Linked DNA regions of Homo sapiens: regions 2 and 3 are each linked to region 1. Evidence: read pairs that join two places in POLR2A ChIA-PET (ENCODE). Cell type or tissue: PC-3. All regions are shown on one strand. Links, peaks and the distances in the headings refer to the core of each region. The heading gives the core; the rest is flanking DNA. Region 1 holds the start of LOC124900975 (a long non-coding RNA gene). Region 2 overlaps NDUFS4 (NADH:ubiquinone oxidoreductase subunit S4). Region 3 overlaps FST (follistatin).

What was found. ChIA-PET counts read pairs that join two places held together with the same protein. Peaks named below come from ENCODE experiments on the same cell type or tissue, not always from the same donor. Only the 100,000 strongest peaks of a DNase experiment are listed, where the experiment ranks them.
Region 2: POLR2A ChIA-PET joins it to region 1 with 5 read pairs; 2 of 35 experiments call an interaction of 5 or more read pairs at or near these places.
Region 3: POLR2A ChIA-PET joins it to region 1 with 18 read pairs; 1 of 35 experiments calls an interaction of 5 or more read pairs at or near these places.

Annotation. Positions count from the first base shown.
Region 1 is chr5:53,712,624-53,718,259 of GRCh38, reverse strand. It overlaps LOC124900975 (a long non-coding RNA gene), which reads right to left and starts at 5,352. Exons shown (of 2, transcript XR_007058768.1): 1 at 4,838-5,352. RefSeq lists an enhancer at 5,628-5,636. In PC-3, for the core only: no CTCF peak of the experiment used is centred there; no DNase peak of the experiment used is centred there; H3K27ac peaks cover 1,479 bases.
Region 2 is chr5:53,611,702-53,617,337 of GRCh38, reverse strand. The region is part of intron 2 of NDUFS4 (NADH:ubiquinone oxidoreductase subunit S4); the gene reads right to left. Among named protein-coding and RNA genes, the nearest start is that of NDUFS4, 54 kb to the right of the region's middle. In PC-3, for the core only: no CTCF peak of the experiment used is centred there; no DNase peak of the experiment used is centred there.
Region 3 is chr5:53,484,060-53,489,672 of GRCh38, reverse strand. FST (follistatin) reads right to left here. Exons shown (of 6, transcript NM_013409.3): 4 at 5,380-5,604; 5 at 4,446-4,676; 6 at 2,539-3,722. The coding sequence ends at 3,640. Among named protein-coding and RNA genes, the nearest start is that of FST, 6.2 kb to the right of the region's middle. In PC-3, for the core only: no CTCF peak of the experiment used is centred there; no DNase peak of the experiment used is centred there; H3K4me3 peaks cover 1,774 bases; H3K27ac peaks cover 1,724 bases.

The DNA.
Region 1 (5,636 bases), core at 400-5,399:
GAGCCTTTGTGTCTCTCTGCCTGTGAGGTGGGTCTCCTGAACATAGCACACCAATGGGTTTTGACTCTTTATCCAGCTTGGCAGTCTGTGTCTTTTAATTGGGGTATTTAGCCCATTTGCATTTAAGGTTAATATTGTTATGTGTGTATGTGTGAGTTTGATCCTGTCATCATGATGCTATCTGGTTATTTTGCAAACTTATTTATGTGGTTGCTTCATAGTGTCGATGGTCTTTACAATTTGGTATGTTTTTGCAGTGGCTGGTACTGATTGTTCCTTTCCATGTTTAGTGCTTCCTTTGGGAGCTCTTGTAAGGCAGGCCTGATGGTGACAGAATCCCTCAGAATTTGCTTGTTTGTAAAGGGTTTTATTTCTCCTTCACTTATGAAGCTTAGTTTGGCTGGATATGAAATTCTGGGTTGATAATTCTTTTCTTTAAGAATGTTGAATATTGGCCCCCACTCTCTTCTGGCTTGTAGGGTTTCTGCTGAGAGGTCTGCTGTTAATCTGATGGGCTTCCCTTTGTAGGTAACCTGACCTTTCTCTCTGGTTGCCCTTAACAATTTTTCCTTTGTGTCAATCTTGGAGAATCTGATGCTTATGTTTCCTGGGGTTTGGAGTATCTTAGTGGTGTTCTCTATATTTCCTGAATTTGAATGTCAGCCTGTATTGCTAGGTTGGGGTAGTTCTCCTGGATAATATCCTGAAGTGTGTTTTCCAACTTGGTTCCATTCTCCCTGTCACTCTCAGGTACACCAATCAATTGTAAGTTTGGTCTTTTTACATAGTCTCACATTTCTTGGAGGCTTTGTTTGTTCCCTTTCATTCTTCTCCAATCTTGTCTTTATGCCTTATTTCAGCAAGTTGATCTTTAATCTTCGATACTTTTGTTCCGCTTGATCAATTCAGCTATTGATACTTGTGTATGCTTCACAAAGTTCTTGTGCTGTGATTTTCACCTCCATCAGTTCATTTATGTTCCTCTGTAAACTCTAGTTATTCTAGTTAGCAGTTCCCGTAACCTTTTGTCAAGGTTCTTAGCTTTCTTGCCTTGGGTTAGAAGATGCTCCTTTAGCTCACAGGAGTTTGTTATTACCTGCCTTCTGAAGCCTACTTCTGTCAATTCATCAATCTCATCTCTGTCCAGTTTTGTGCCCTTGCTGGAGAGGAGTTGCCATCATTTGGAAGAGAAGAGGCATTCTGGTTTTTGGAATTTTGAGTGTTTTTACGCTGGTTTTTCCTCATCTTCATGGATATATCTATCTTTGATCTTTGAGGTTGGTGACCTTTGGATGGGGTTTCTGTGTGGGTTTTTTGGTTGTTGTTGTGTTCTGTTAGTTTGTTTTTTTTCTAACAGTCAGGTTCCTCTTCTGCATGTCTGCTGCATTTTGCTGGAGGTTCACTCCAGACCGTGTTCACCTGGGTATCACCAGTGGAGGATGCAGAATAGCAAAGATTGCTGCCTGCTCCTTCCTCTGGAAGCTTCGTCCCAGAAGCCTGATGCCAGCTGGAGCTCTCTTGTATGAGGTTTCTGTCGATCCCTGTTGGGAGGTGTCTCCCAGTGAGGAGGCATGGGGGTCAGGGACCCACTTGAGGAGGCAGTCTGTCCCTTTGTAGAGCTGGTGCACTTTGCTGGGAGAATCGCCCTTGTAAGGATCAGCTGCTCTCTTCAGAGCTGGCAGGCAGAAAAGATTAAGTCCGCTGAAGCTGCGCCCACAGACGGCCCTCCCCACAGGTGCTCTGTCCCATGAAGATGACAGTTTTATCTGTAAGCCTCTGACTGGGGCTGCTCCATTTTCTTCAGAGATGCCCTGCCCGGTGAGGAGCAATCGAGAGAAGCAGTCTGGCCACAGCCGCTTTGCCACACTGTGGTAAATTCTGCCCAGTCCTAACCTCCTAGTCTCCTTAGCACTGTCAGGGGAAAACCACCTACTAAAGCCTCAGTAATGGTGGATGCCCCTCCCCACTCCAAGCTGCATCATCCCACGTCAACTCCAGACTTCTGTGCTGGCAGTGAGAATTTCAAGCCAGTGGTTCTTAGCTTGCTGGGCTCCATGGGAGTGGGACCCGCTGAGTGAGACCACTTGGCTCCCTGGCTTCAGCCTCCTATCCAGGGGAGTGAATGGTTCTGTCTTGCCAGGGTTCCAGGCACCACTGGGGTATGAAAAAAAAAAATCTCCTGCAGTTTGGTGCCTGCTCAGCCACCCAGTTTTGTGCTTGAAACCCGGGGCCCTGGTGGTGTAGGCTCATGAGGGAATCTACTGATCTGCAGATTGCAAAAACCATTAGAAAAGCATAGTACCCAGGCTGGGTAGCACAGTCCCTCACAGCTTCCGTTGGCTGGGGGAGGGAGGTCCCTTGCACTTCCTACGTGAAGTGACGCCCCATCTTGCTTCTGTTCACTCTCTGTGGGTTGCACCCACTGCCTATCCAGTCCCACTGAGATGAACTGGGTACCTCAGTTGGAAATGCAGAAATCACCCACCTTCTGAGTTGGTCTCGCTGGGAGCTGCAAACCGGAGCTGTTTCTATTCAGCCACCTTGGCCCCTCCCCTCCCATCCATTTAAAAAAACTGTGACAATTGCTATTGTAGTTAATAAAGAATAATGTCTTTTTTTTTTTCCTGAAGAGATCCACTCCGAACTATATTTAGAAATGAAATCATGATGTCTACCTCACTTTTATTTTAATTCATTTATTTAATTTTTAAAAATAATTTCAACTTTTATTTTAGATCCAGAGGGTACATGTGCAGGTTTATGGTACATTGCATAATGCTGAGGGTTGGGGTACAAATGATCCCACCACTTAGATAGTGAGCATAGTACCCAATAGGTAGTTTTTCAGACCCTTTCCTCTCTTTCCCACAGCTCCAGTAGTCTCTAGTCTATTTTTCCTATCTTTATTTTTCTATAGTCTAGTCTATTTTTCCTATCTTTTATTTTTCTATAGTCTCTAGTCTATTTTTCCTATCTTTATGTCCATGTGTACCCAGTGTTTAATTCTCACAAGTGAGAACATGTGGCATTTGGTTTTTTGTTCCTGCATTAATTTGCTTAGGATAATGGCCTCTAGCTGCATCCATGTTGCTGTAAAGGACGTGATTACATTCTTTTATATGGTTGTATAGTATTCCATGGTATATATGTACCACATTTTCTTTATCAGATCCACTGTTGATAGGCACCTAGGTTGATTCCGTGTCTTTGCTATTGGGAATAGTGCTGCAATGAACATATGAGTGCATGTGTCTTTTTGACAGAGTGATTTAGTTTCCTTTGGATATATACCCAGTAATAAAATTGCTGGGTCCAGTGGTAGTTCTGTTTTAGGCTCTTTGAGAAATCTCCAAACTGCTTTCCACAATGGCTAACATACTTTAGATTCTCACCAGCAGTGTATAAGCATTCCCTGTTCTTTGCAGCCTTGGGAGCACCCATCTATCTTTCTGACTGGTGTGAGATAGCATCTCATTGTGGTTTTTATTTGTATTTCTCTGATGATCAGTGATGTCAAGCATTTTCTCATATGTTTGTTGGCTACTTATATGTCTTTGAGAAGTGTCTGCTCATGTCCTTTGCCTACTTTTTAATGGGTTTTTTTTTTTTTTTTTGCTTGTAAATTTAAGTTCTGGATATTTGACCTTTGTCAGACCATAGCTTATGAATATTTTCTCTCATTTTGTAGGTTGTCTGTTTACTCTGTTGATAGCTTCTTTTGCTATGCAGAAGCTCTTTGGTATAATTAGGTTTCATTTGTCAATATTTGTTTTTGTTGCAATTACTTTTGAGGACTTAGTCATGAATTCTTTGCCCAGGCTTATTTCCAGAATGTTATTTCCTAGTTTTTCTTCTAGAATAAGTATACTTTGAGGTTTTACATTTAAATCTTCCCAACACTGCGAATTTTGTATATGATTAAAGGTAGGGGTCCAGTTTCATTTTGCTGCATATGGCTAGCCAGCTAATCCAGCACCAGTTATTGAACAGTGACTCATTTCCCCATTGCTTATTTTTGTCAACTTTGTTGAAGATCAGATGGTTTAAAGTGTGTGGCTTTATTTCTGGGTTCTCTATTCTGTTCCATTAGTCTGTGTTTGTTTTTGTACCAGTACCATGCTGTTTTGGTTACTGTAGCTTTATAGTTTGAAGATGAGTAATGTGATCCTCTGCCTTTGTTCTTTTGGCTTAGGCTTGCTTTGGCTATTTGGGCTCTTTTTTCGTTCAATCTGAATTTTAGAATAGTTTTTTTTTTTCTAATTCTGCGAATAGTGGCATTGATAGATTGATAGAAATAGCATTAAATTTGTAGATTGCTTTGGGCAACATAACCATTTAAATGATACTAATTCTTTCAAACCATGAGTATGAAATGTTTTTCCATTTGTTTGTGTCATCTGTGATTTCTTTCTGCAGTGTTTTGTAGTTATCCTTGTAGAGATCTTTCACCTCCTTGTATACCTTACCTTTAAACAAGAGAGAGTGCGTGAGAGTGTGTGTTTTCCAATGCACAAATGGAGAGGGAAGGCAGGGAGGTGAAAACATGTGATAAAATGTTTACTAGTAAACTTAAGTGATAAATGAATGTTCATTTACAACATTTTAATAATTTTTATGATAAAATTGAGGGAAACTGTAGTTTAAAAAATATCTTAAAATGCCATCAGTAACCTTTAGTAGGAGAAAGTCTATTGATATAATACATTATTATTACCAAGTGCCATCGTTGGCATACTTTGTTCACAATATCAGCTTTGTGTACTTCTTACAATAATAAAATCTCCTGGATTAATTTTTCTTAAATGCCTTGACAACTGGAGACAAGGAAGCTTCTTACCAGTTGTAGTAGTCCCAAAATTGCCATAAATCTCAGCATTCAGTTTCCTTAGCCTAGATCCACACCTAACTGGAGTTGAAAGAACAGATGTAATCATTTCTATATTTATGGGTAATCAATTAAACCACAAATCAATCTGCCCCCATGATTCAATCACTTCCCATGAGACCCCTCTTCCAACACTGGGAGTTACAATTTGACAGATTTTGGTGGGAACACAGAGCCAAAGGATAGCAACACATATTTTAAAGAAACAATTTTAACTTTTTTGGGTGGGTGGGCCAAGATGGTTGATTAGACGCAGCTGCAGTCTGCAGCTCTCACAAAGTGAAATAAAAACAGCAAGTGAATTATGCACCTTCAACTGAGGAATCCAGGTTCTTGCATTGGGACTGACTAGGTGGACAGCTCAACCCATGGAGAGCAAGGAAAAGCAGGGTGGGGAGATATCCCATCTGGGAGAGGCACAGAGCCAGGGGAGCCCACATTCCCAGCCAAGGGAGGTGATGACTGACTGTGCGACCCCACCTGGGAAAGCATGCTTTTCCCATGGATCTTTGCAATCCATAGATCAGGAGATCCCCTTGTGAGCCCACCCCTCCAGGGCCTCTGGTCCAAAGCACAGAGTGTGTGGTCTTGGCGAAGTGGCTGCTTGGGCACACACAGAGACCCAGGAGCTTTGCATACTCTGGTCTTGGGAATTCTGGCAAGGTGGGAGATCCATTTCCTAGGAAGGGGGCTGAATCCAGGGAGCCAAGTGGTGTCATTATGCAGGCCTCACTCCCATGGCACCTCACAA
Region 2 (5,636 bases), core at 360-5,359, 100 kb after region 1:
AAAGACAGAGGGGAAAAGCCATACAAACTGTGAAGAGAGATTTCAAGAAGCAGAGAGTAAGAGGGGGGAAAGGAGAGGCAGAACAAGAGGAAGTGCAGTCAAAGTTAAGATGAAGACAGACAACTATCACCATCAACCCATGCCACTGGCAAAAGCAAGGTGCAGAACTCAAATATATTTGAAGCTATCAGCACCAAACTGGTGGACAGCACCTCAGCCAATTTATTCTTATCTTCCTTTACCACTATGACAAATCTTTAACATGTTTTCCCTTGGTGGAGAAGGGGGCAGGGCAGAGAAAGAAGGGCTATGGAGAATTAGAGAGATGAGTTTATTATTCCTGGTCCCAATACTGCCTTTCTCAAAAAGCAATTTCAAATTCAGAAGATTCTTTAATAGAAAAAAAATCACCAAATTGTTATATCGTATATAAAACCTATGCAAAGACAAAAATTAGGTTCCTTCAAATTAAAATGGCAGCAAACTAACCATTTCCTTTGAGCTTCTTTAAAGTTGCCCTTAACCATAATAGCTTAGTAATTTTCTAGCTTTTACAAGTAAATCGGATCAAACCACTTTTCTACTTAGAATTATATAAAGCCTTCTCATTATAATTCAAATAATATTCAAATTTCTTACTATGGGCCTAAAGAGCCTTCTTACCTGATCCAGCTCCTGCCCACATCTCTGATCTCATTTTATATCATTCTCCTCCTTTCTTATTATGTCATATCTTTCCGTCTGTTATTTGACTACTACCAGCTACACTTTTGGTCATTAGCTTTTCCCTTTACTCAAAATGCTCTTACCTTAGATACTCACACAGCTGCTTCTTTCTCATCAATTCAGATCTTAATTCACACAGCACAACATCTCAAAGTGGGTTTCGTTGACTGCCCTACTTAAATGACCCCTATTCCACCCAAACCCCAGCTATTCTCTGTCTCATCACCTAGCTTTGTTTTTTCCATAATATTCATAATCTATGAAAAATACCATAATTATTTATGAATAAAGCTGGCATATGCTTAAGCATGAGAATATAAGCTCTAAGGACATGGTTGTTGTGCTTTGTTCATAGCTACATCCCCAGGGCCTAGAATATGCTAAAAAAAAAAAATTGAATGAATGAAGGAAAGGATAATAATATTTTACATTATAAATAAGAGACAAGTAAAAAAATATCTTGAATGATCTTCACAACTACAGATTGTCCTAGATGAAAACTACTAGATCTAGAGGACTTCTAATCTCAGAGCAACCTAGGCACAGGCTATAGCTGCCATATTTGAATGTTTAAGATATTATAATGCATACTAAATCAGAAATCTTGTTTTAATTCTTTGGATGTCAAATCTTAAACTACCCAATTAGGTTTAAAAATTATCTTTAATGGATACATCTTAATTTACACAATATATACTCAGTAATCACTGGAATAGATGTACATCGGTACACTAATCAGATCCTCAGTTCTTTAAGTTAGCATTCTCAGCCCAACATTTTGGTATATTTCTGTATCCTATATGTTGTTTAGAGAAAGCCAAGTTTATTTTTCATGTCTATTTTATTGGAAGCATTAACATTTTAAAAACCCTCATCAACTAACATGAAATATGCTGAAAGCCTTTAGAAGTAAAGTATTAAACATGAAACAGCAACTGAACAAAAAGCCTATTCACACATTTCTAGAAAAGTATGCCTTATAAAGAAGCAGTTTTGTGGAGACATAGTATACTGCATACAGTAAAGCTTCCATATCACTGCCCTATTTTTCAAACTTCCCCATCTTATAAAACATGAATATCTCACATGCTTGCAGGTGGTATTTTGAAGAGTAGAATAGAAGCAGACACTAGGTCATATAAAATTAGAAAACCTGAACACAGAAATAGAATCAAAGTTTGCTAGTCTCAAATTTTAAAGTCTACGTTCTCCTTTCTTTTGCTCTAATTCTATTCTGAGATACATGATATAAAAAGAAAATATAATTGTCACCAAAAGATACTACTTCTATTTCTTTACCTCCTCTCACCCTACCTTCATTGAGAACTTACTACAAAATGGCAGATATAAGGCTTTAACAAGTTTAAGTATTTGGATTAATTCTTGAGTTATAAACTTATCTGGCAAGCTGGCTAATTCAAGAGCTATAACTTTAAAAACAAAGTACTATTTACTACCAAAAAGACCAAAACAAAACAAAACAAAAAACCCAAAACCAAATTCAAATAGAGTGTAAAATAAAGCATCAGGGATCTATCTGCATACCCTACCATAAATTTGATGGTTTCTTTATAATTATATTCAGTTAAATGAAAAAAATTAGATAAGCAATTTTCAAGGAGATAACATACAGTTTATGTACTTCAAATTCACTAATGAGTAATAGACTAATAATGTATTTTCAGATATAAATGAGTACTCTCTAGAATATGACAAAAAACCTAAACTTAAAATCCAAACAAATGAAATATTATCAATTCTATTTTCTTGAGAGCCAAAGTTTCCTACATAATAACATGCAAGAATTTTAAATTCTTGAAAGCAAGTGTCAAGTACGATACACAATTTCCATACACAGCAGGTAGTAAAGCAAGAAAAGAACTGACACAGTTACTCTGCTTAAAAGAGACACACAATGGAGAACTGTTATACAGCACTAGCATACTACAGGTCTATGCATTAAAGATGTTGTGGCTATTAACAGTTTAAACCTTTACTGTATTTTGCTAATTGGTACATAGAACTTTAAACCTTTTGAAAGATAAAACATTTCAGTCAGTTCAATTCTCCAGTATTGTTCAAGTATTCCAAGTAGGAACAAAGAGGGAAATAAATCTGCTTTAATTGCTGAAGAATCACAGATAATAGAGATGGCTGAATACTGTAGGGGAAAGATCTTTTGTTCCTTAAACAATTTAAATATAGAACGATCATTCTCTAAGTTTTAATGGTTCCTGTCTGTATATAAAAACTGTAATACTTAACATTCATTTTCTTTGTGATATTTAGTACATGTAAGTTTTACACAGCTTGATACTACATAAAAATAGCATTTCAATAAGCATATATTTTAAACAACAAAGTTCTGCAGAATTTTATTTATCTAAAGAATTTAGAAATAATTACATTTGAAAAATAATAACTGACTTGTTTTAATGATCATCATAGTTAAATATAACAGGTTTTAAAATTACATCAAGGAGAGTAGAAAAAATTCATTTTAAATGATTAACTGTTTTGATAAACTTTCAACTATTTAAGAGCATGTTTTATTTATAAACATAAAAAACTTTTAATATTAGTTCATGTTTATAGATACATGTCATGAGACAAAAATATGAAATACAATGTAATAATCTTCCAAACATGTAAAGCAATCACTTTTTATATGATTATTTACTGATTAACTTACACAAAAAGTACAAAAAGAAGAGCTTTCCTTCTAGCTTCAAGAAGTCTTAACATTTTCCATTACTTGAGTCTGGTATTTTTCAAAATCAATCTCTCCTACATACACACATGACAGTACTAAAAAAGGAACAATTAAGGAATGACCATTTCACTATGAAATCTACACTTCCAAAATCACTAGTCATTACTGCTTCCTTAGAATTTTAAGCAACAGTATTGCTGCAATCTTAAAGGCTATTCATCCATTTTTTTTTTTTTCAATAGCTTGTGGGTAGTGTAAAAACTGACACAGGGAAATACATTGTAAAAAAAAAAAAACTATAGTTGCTTTTAAAACAAAATTTATTGCAACAAACATTTATATTTAGTCATGATTCTTCTCTTTTTATATTAGAAGTTTCATCTAAGAATAAAAATAGGCATTTTGTAGGATGAAACACTTGAAGAAACATTATACATATTTAGTGAAAGTCTTAAAGAAAAAAACCCACACGCTAAACTGCCACCATGGTAGGTTCTCAAAGGCTGCTATTCTTTGATGTAAAATGAAATACTACTTAGTGAATAAAACATAAAAAACTCCTGTCTACCCTTCAAAGAGACATATCCTTTGACCCAGTGCTCCAGACTAAAGCCTTGAAATTTTTGCACAAGAATGCTGCGTGAGTAAAGTCCAGACAAAACAGACACTTGAGATGCTAGAAAGCTGTATAACCCCAATCGCAGACACTACTCCTTCCAGTAATCTAGCAGAGATAGCACTGCCATACACCAAAAGAAAGTAATCTCACCAAAAGAAAACTGACCCCTTAGAGGGGGAAAAAAAAAGTAAACAGTCAAAGCAAAAGTAAGCCTTTAACTTAAGGTTATCTTTTTGTGTAGGTCACCTCTTAATGATCAATTTTTAATTCAAGTTTGCAGACTTATATAAGTTTTCATCTATAAACTTTTAGTATGTCAGGAAGAAAAAACAACATAAAACCAACAAATACTTGTACAGCAAACGTAGTTGTTTTATTTTCGAAGACTTGCAAAAACCATTCAATTTTACAAACTTCTTAGAATAAGTTCGAGTAATAAAATGTTTTTAACTATTACAAATTGACAAAAAAATTGTATTAAATAACTTGCTGCTGCTTACAGACATTCTAACACAGCAATATTAAAACCTCATCGGCTGAGCATGCTACCAGTACCGTGTGCTAATTAATCAAACAGCGATTTATTTATTGCAAGCCTCAGCAAGTACCAAAGCTTAAGTGCTGTTTAATTGCTATTTGGAAGAAATTTTCAAGTAGCAAAATACAACCAATTGGCAACATTCAGAATACTGACAACATTTGTTTTACAGGCACACCTGATTTTTAAATAAAGATATTATTAGAGTGCTAAAAATGTCAAAACTATTAGGATTTTACATTAATAGCATTGTGCTATAATTTCTCAAAAAAGTTTTGAAATAATAGATGTCCTTCCTCACTCCACACACTCCCAAAAGATTTAAGTTTTACAGATTGCTAAATAAAAAGTTTCCTTTTTCACATATATTTAAATTGAGGATGCATATCTAACTAACTATACTACCTTTGTAAAAGTTAAAACAGGTGGTGCTTAATAGTTTTTAAACAAAATAACTTAGCATATAAATGAAAACAATGTAAAGTGTCAATACAACACTGAAGCATAGTGCCTGGCATATGTAAGTATTTATTGAATAAATAAACAAAGAATGAAGGAGAGATAGCAGCCAACATAATTTATATAAAAACAATATATGTAATGTCTAAACTATTAAAGCTTATTTTGTGTCATTTTTACTAATAAATTGAAACTACTATATTTTCTGAGGGTATTTTTCTATTTTCTTAGTAATATTTTAACTGTACTAAATAGTTATAGGAATCAGTGTGTAAAAAATGGGCTAAAAAAATGATCAGAAAGCAAATTGAAGGTATACCTATGTAGGACTAATTAATATTTTGGTTGTTTTTTAGGGGAGTACCTACTCAAAATCTTTAAAGAGCATTGCAAATTTAACTTCTCTCTTTTGTATAGCTGAAGTGAATATAAAAAAGACAACATGTTCATTGGACTTGCGTATTCATCAAATGTCCTGAAAGGAGACTGAGGTGGAGGGAGGCATAAAGAAAAAAAAGTTACCCTCATAATAAAGCACAAAGGCAAAGACATTCTTCACCTAACCTCATGGCACAGCTCCT
Region 3 (5,613 bases), core at 614-5,613, 230 kb after region 1:
TAGCCTTGTTAAAGTCACTGGAATTGTTTTCCAGTCTTTTTATCATACAAAATCATTTTTTTAAATGACTCTGATAATTCATTCTTTTCCCAGAGAATGGGGAGAAGCAGTTTGCTGTGCACCTCTCCTTCTTGAGAATGACTTTTTAAAAAAAGCATTAACTTTTTATTTGGATATACGATATTTTCAAACTCATAGGAAAGTTGCAAAGATAAAGATAGTGCTAAAAATACCCTATAACTTTTATTGAGATTCGCTTATTGTTAACATTTTATTCCATTTTCTTTATCATTCATGTACTCCCTCTTTGCATACATGTGAACAAAATAATAAAACCTATATATTTTTTTCTAAGTCATTTAAGAGTAAGTTTTATACATTGTGGCCCCTTTTCCAAAATACTTCAGTGTGTATTTCCTGAGTCAAAGAGTATTCTCTCACATAACCACAACACAGTAATCAAATTTTAGTAGATTTAACATTGATGCAATACTTTAATCTTTGGACAGTATTCTGATTTTATCAACCGGCCCAATATTGTTATTTACAGCATTATTTTCCTTAGGAACAAGATCTGATCAAAGGTCAGGTACTGCATTTAGCTATCCCATTTGAGAATAACTTTAATTAGCCAGACTTTATTTTTGCTATACTTGAGGAATCATATCCCATGTAGTATATAAACATTTTAATTTAAATTAGGCTTCTGACAGATCTTTTATTATTAATTTATATTTTGTAATTCCATTCTATTAATTACACTATATGCATGTGAATTAGACTTTTTTGGGCCATAGTTGAAATTCTAACAATAGTCTAAAGATATTAATCTACTTTTAATTTTAAAAGAGATTTCTATTTTTTTGGTACTAATAAGTGTAATGCTAGGTGACTGGAAAAGTGGAAAACTCCAAGGAGGAAAACGAGATACCGTCCAGTGTTTAAGAGGAATGATTGATGCTGACAAATTTGGAATAAAAATTTTAAATAAATAATCTGGATGTTTTCTAAGGCAAGCTGTTGATTTTATCACTTCCCATTGCCAAGACACACATCGGTGCCTGTTAAATTTGACGTTTTTACTCTGATCGTCAGTGGCAGCTTTAAAGCATCTGTAGCATCCCAGGATCAAGCAACAAATCAACTCCACGAAGGGCTGTGAAACCATATCTGCCCGTTTCCTTTCCCGAGAGCCTCTCTCTAGTGGCAAGCCAGTAGCTAATCTACACCGGAGAAGTTACGACCCTTGTCTTTTGCAGTTAATGGCAGCCTGTTTGTTTTCTGCACCTCTCTTTTCCTTTTGGGGAACACAGGGCTGAAAGGTAACAAGATCCAACAGGGCTCTAATCATTATATAAACTGTCTACTGAAGAGGTCCCTCTACCTCCACCAAATTTCTCATTAGGTGGCCACAGTTGAGAGCCAACAGTCTCTGGCAACAATTTTGAATAACTATTCATATTAAAGAGGCTTTTTACAAAAGGGATAAACTTTTAAGAAGAACTTGGGTCATGGTGTTTGAAAGAAATGATATGTTTATTATTGTTTAGCGATGCTGGTAATATTGACTATACTTTGCTCTTTCCCTCCCACAGTCCTGATACTTCTTTACATCTTGAATTTCTGATATTTTAAATATAATTAGGCTTTGAATATGTAAGTACATAATTGGAATTGGAATTGAATCAGAAACTTGTGTTGATGCTCCAGTTATATATTCCTATGCATTATATTACAGGGACTAGTGAATGATGGCCCAAATGCCAATCTGAGGCTTGCATCTTGTACTTCTTTGATATTTTTAATATATTTAGGCTTTGAGTATGTAGCACACAATGAATTGGAAACTTATGTTTATGATCTAGTTATGTATTCCTATGTATTACAGGGACCATTGACTGATGTCCTAAACACCATTCTGAAGCTCTAATAGTGTCTAGTGTAAACTGTGAAATATTGATACACTTCCTCTTACAATGAGTGACATTATTTGATCCCTAACCATGGACATCATTGTGGAAATTCACCTCCACCCCATCCTCACCTCATCAAGTCCCTAGCATTCCAACACTATAATGTCTACTTCTGCAGCTGATATTCTGATTTCTAGAATGTGTTTGTCAAATATTATATCTGTTGTCAGCTTTCCTTGTGATGTGTGTTGTTTTTTAAAAGACTGAAACTGCACTGGATTTATGGGAAAGTAAGATGAAGCGTGTCCCTGGCTATGGTGATGAGCTTGCAACAAGGACAGCTAAAACGATGGTGTTTTTAAAGAGGAAATATTAGCCTTGGCATATTGCAGGAAAGAACCCACATCTACAGTCTGTTCCTTCTGTGGTTAGTGACAGGTATATGCCACTCCTACAGTGGGGTTGCTGGACCTCAGATCCCTTTATCTTTCAAACTCCAGTGAAGTGATCTGTACTGCCCTGGCCATGTAATTTCAGAGATAGCTACATTCCTCAGCAAAGGTATCATACACATTTTTACTCAAAAGTCCAAATAACTTCTTTGCATCATCAGGAATTGAAACCATTGGCTTTTTAAAATTTTTTTATTTTTTCACTCATCATTTATTTACAAATACACATTATAACTTTTATATACATTGCACATTTACATGGTAGAAAAGTACAAAACTATATATTTAAATGAATTTATATTTTAACTTGCCATGTTTGAAAATATAAAATTGCATCAGAAAAAAGTATTATGAAAAGCAAGAAACTTGAACTGATAAAGCTTTGATATAACTTTTAGTGATATACTGGTTGAAAAAGAACTAATTTAAAAGGTACAGCTGAGTAGCTTAAAGGAAACACCTAACAAAAGGTTGAATGTGTAGCCTTCAACATCCTTTAGTCTCCTGACACCCACATCATTTCTTTGTATCTGTAACATCTTAAAAGTACATTACTAGAATTCTAATCATCTCCTCTCTCACAAATGTCTTCATCATAACAAAAGAACTGAAGTAGGAGTTTCCTCAAAGATGCTTATCTTCTGTACCTTGTATTTGAGTCAGAGTTATAATGCCTTTTGGTCAGTCAAGGTTCCTTGTAAACAAAACCCGAGGGATCATGTATGTACAGATCAGGCAGCAGAGAATCCAATAAATAAACATGACAGAAACTGACATGCAAGTTTGTTGAAAGTGGAAAAGAGTCTAACAGTGAAATGAAGGGAGACAGATGAGTGAGTGAATAGTAAGGAATGGACTTAAATGGTTTACAAGGAAAAAAAGCTTTTACTTTACAAGCAAGAGACCTCACAATAAATAACAACTGCTCTTCCTTTCACGAATAAATTTCTTCAAAAACAAGGTATACAGTCAACCAGACATTTTATGTATAAATTATAAAACATGACACAGTATAAATAAATGTCTACAAGTCTCAACTATGGGCCTCATCCAGTAGACCTCACAATGAATGCCTCTCCGTGTCCAATGAGTAACAAGGTGGCCTGGGAGAGAGCTTTAGGACAAAGGTCCTTTAATGTATAGTTTTCCCCCCAAATAAATAAGCATACACTTATTTACAGTATGGACAATATATTTTTCTTTTTTTCTTTTTCTTTTTTTTTTTTTTTTTTTTTGCACAAAGGCTATGTCAACACTGAACACTTATAGAGAGTTTACCACTCTAGAATAGAAGATATAGGAAAGCTGTAGTCCTGGTCTTCATCTTCCTCCTCTTCCTCGGTGTCTTCCGAAATGGCTAGATGGGGGAATACAGGGGAGCTGTTGTTTAAATACGGACAACAACAGCGCAGAAGCAGCTCAGTGTATGTTTTCAAAGCCCTCTGATACAGCCATATTACAGCGTTGCATTTTTATGTGACTTGCAGTGAGATGCTTTTTTTGTTTTTGGCATCTGCTGTTATGCAATAAGTTAAAAAAATTTTTTTAAAGCATAATCTATGAAGTCAAAAACTGCAGAAAGTTCTGAAGAATCAATGGCTCAGGTTTTACGGGCAGATTCCTGAAATTAGATAAAAAGCGCTCTTGTGTTCTAGGTATAACTGCTTTGGGTCCTTAATTCAGAGTTAGTAGAGGCAACTGCAAAAAGCAGCAGCCCATGTGTGATAATATGAAGCTGTCGTTGGAAAAAAAAAAAAAAAACTTTTGAAGCAGTTAGTTTAGACTCAAATGTTAATAAAGCAAACAGCAAAGCACACTACCAAAACACAAGAAATAGGGGAAAACAACTGGAAATAGATTTCTAGAGGCAACCCCATTGATGATCACCAGATAAGTCCTAAAAGCCAAGAAACATCGCAGAGAATTTTCTGTGGATTATTGAATTGCTGGTGATACTTAGCAGCTACCTAATTTGAACAGAAATGGATTTATGGGAGATCTGCGTGCTTTGTAAGTGTCCATTCCCTAGGGATTGCCTGGGAAAGCCTTAAATGGCAGCAAGGTTAAAAATCGCACTTACAGTTGCAAGATCCGGAGTGCTTTACTTCCAGTAGCACACCTGAGGAGCAGGCAGCTTCCTTCATGGCACACTCGCTGGCATAAGTGGCATTGTCACTGGCACAGACAGGCTCATCCGACTTACTGTCAGGGCACAGCTCATCACAGAGGGAACACCGGCCTCTCCCAACCTTGAAATCCCATAAACATTTTTTCCCACCAGTGCACTGGATATCTTCACAGGACTTTGCTTCTAGGATATAATACATCTGTGATGAGTAAACTGATTTCCCCATATCCCCCTTTTCTCCCTTTCTCTAGTCCTCTATCAATAAATATAAACATAATTTATTTTATATAAACATAATAGTAATAGCCTATTACTAATGGGGGTAATGGAGATATTATGCAAAAATGCTGGATAATAAAACTGAAACTCAAATGCACACACACATACACACGCACAAAACCCCTGCAGTTTCTTACATACTACATTAGTGCATTAAAAGGGTATTTTTTTAAGAACAGGATTTTACAATATTCTCAAGTTAAATATGTATCTTATTATTTCCCACAAGTGGGATCTTTTACAAAAGAAAGAATTCCATTAATTACTAGAATCTGACAACAGATTTCTGGAACTGCTAAGTAATTATTTTTCGCTTCCAGCAAGTCTGGCACTTAAAAAAATGTGTAAAATTGAGTAAGTTCTAAGTTTTCTAAGACGGAATACTGTTCCTTGCTTCCTGCTGGCATTTGAATATATGTGTCAATGCCTCCAGAAGACAATGGTTTCCATGAGGAATACTGTGGTCACAACACTTTCCCCAAATTGCAGCGTATTTCTCCCTATGGTGTTTGGGGACGCCTTGGGCTTTACTTATTAGTTAACCCCACAGTTTAATAATAGAACTAGCCTGTTTTCTCTTTTTCCTTCCTCAATCCAGAATACCTACTGATACACTTTCCCTCATAGGCTAATCCAATAGATCTGCCCAGCAGGCAGGTAGCCTTTCTCAGGTGGCAGGCACTGGAGTAGGTGACTCCATCATTCCCACAGAGATATTGCTCAGAGGAAGCAGGCTCTGGGCAAATCCGATTACAGGTCACACAGTAGGCATTATTGGTCTGGTCCACCACACATGTGGAGCTGCCTGGACAGAAAACATCCCGACAAGTCTCTGGAACAA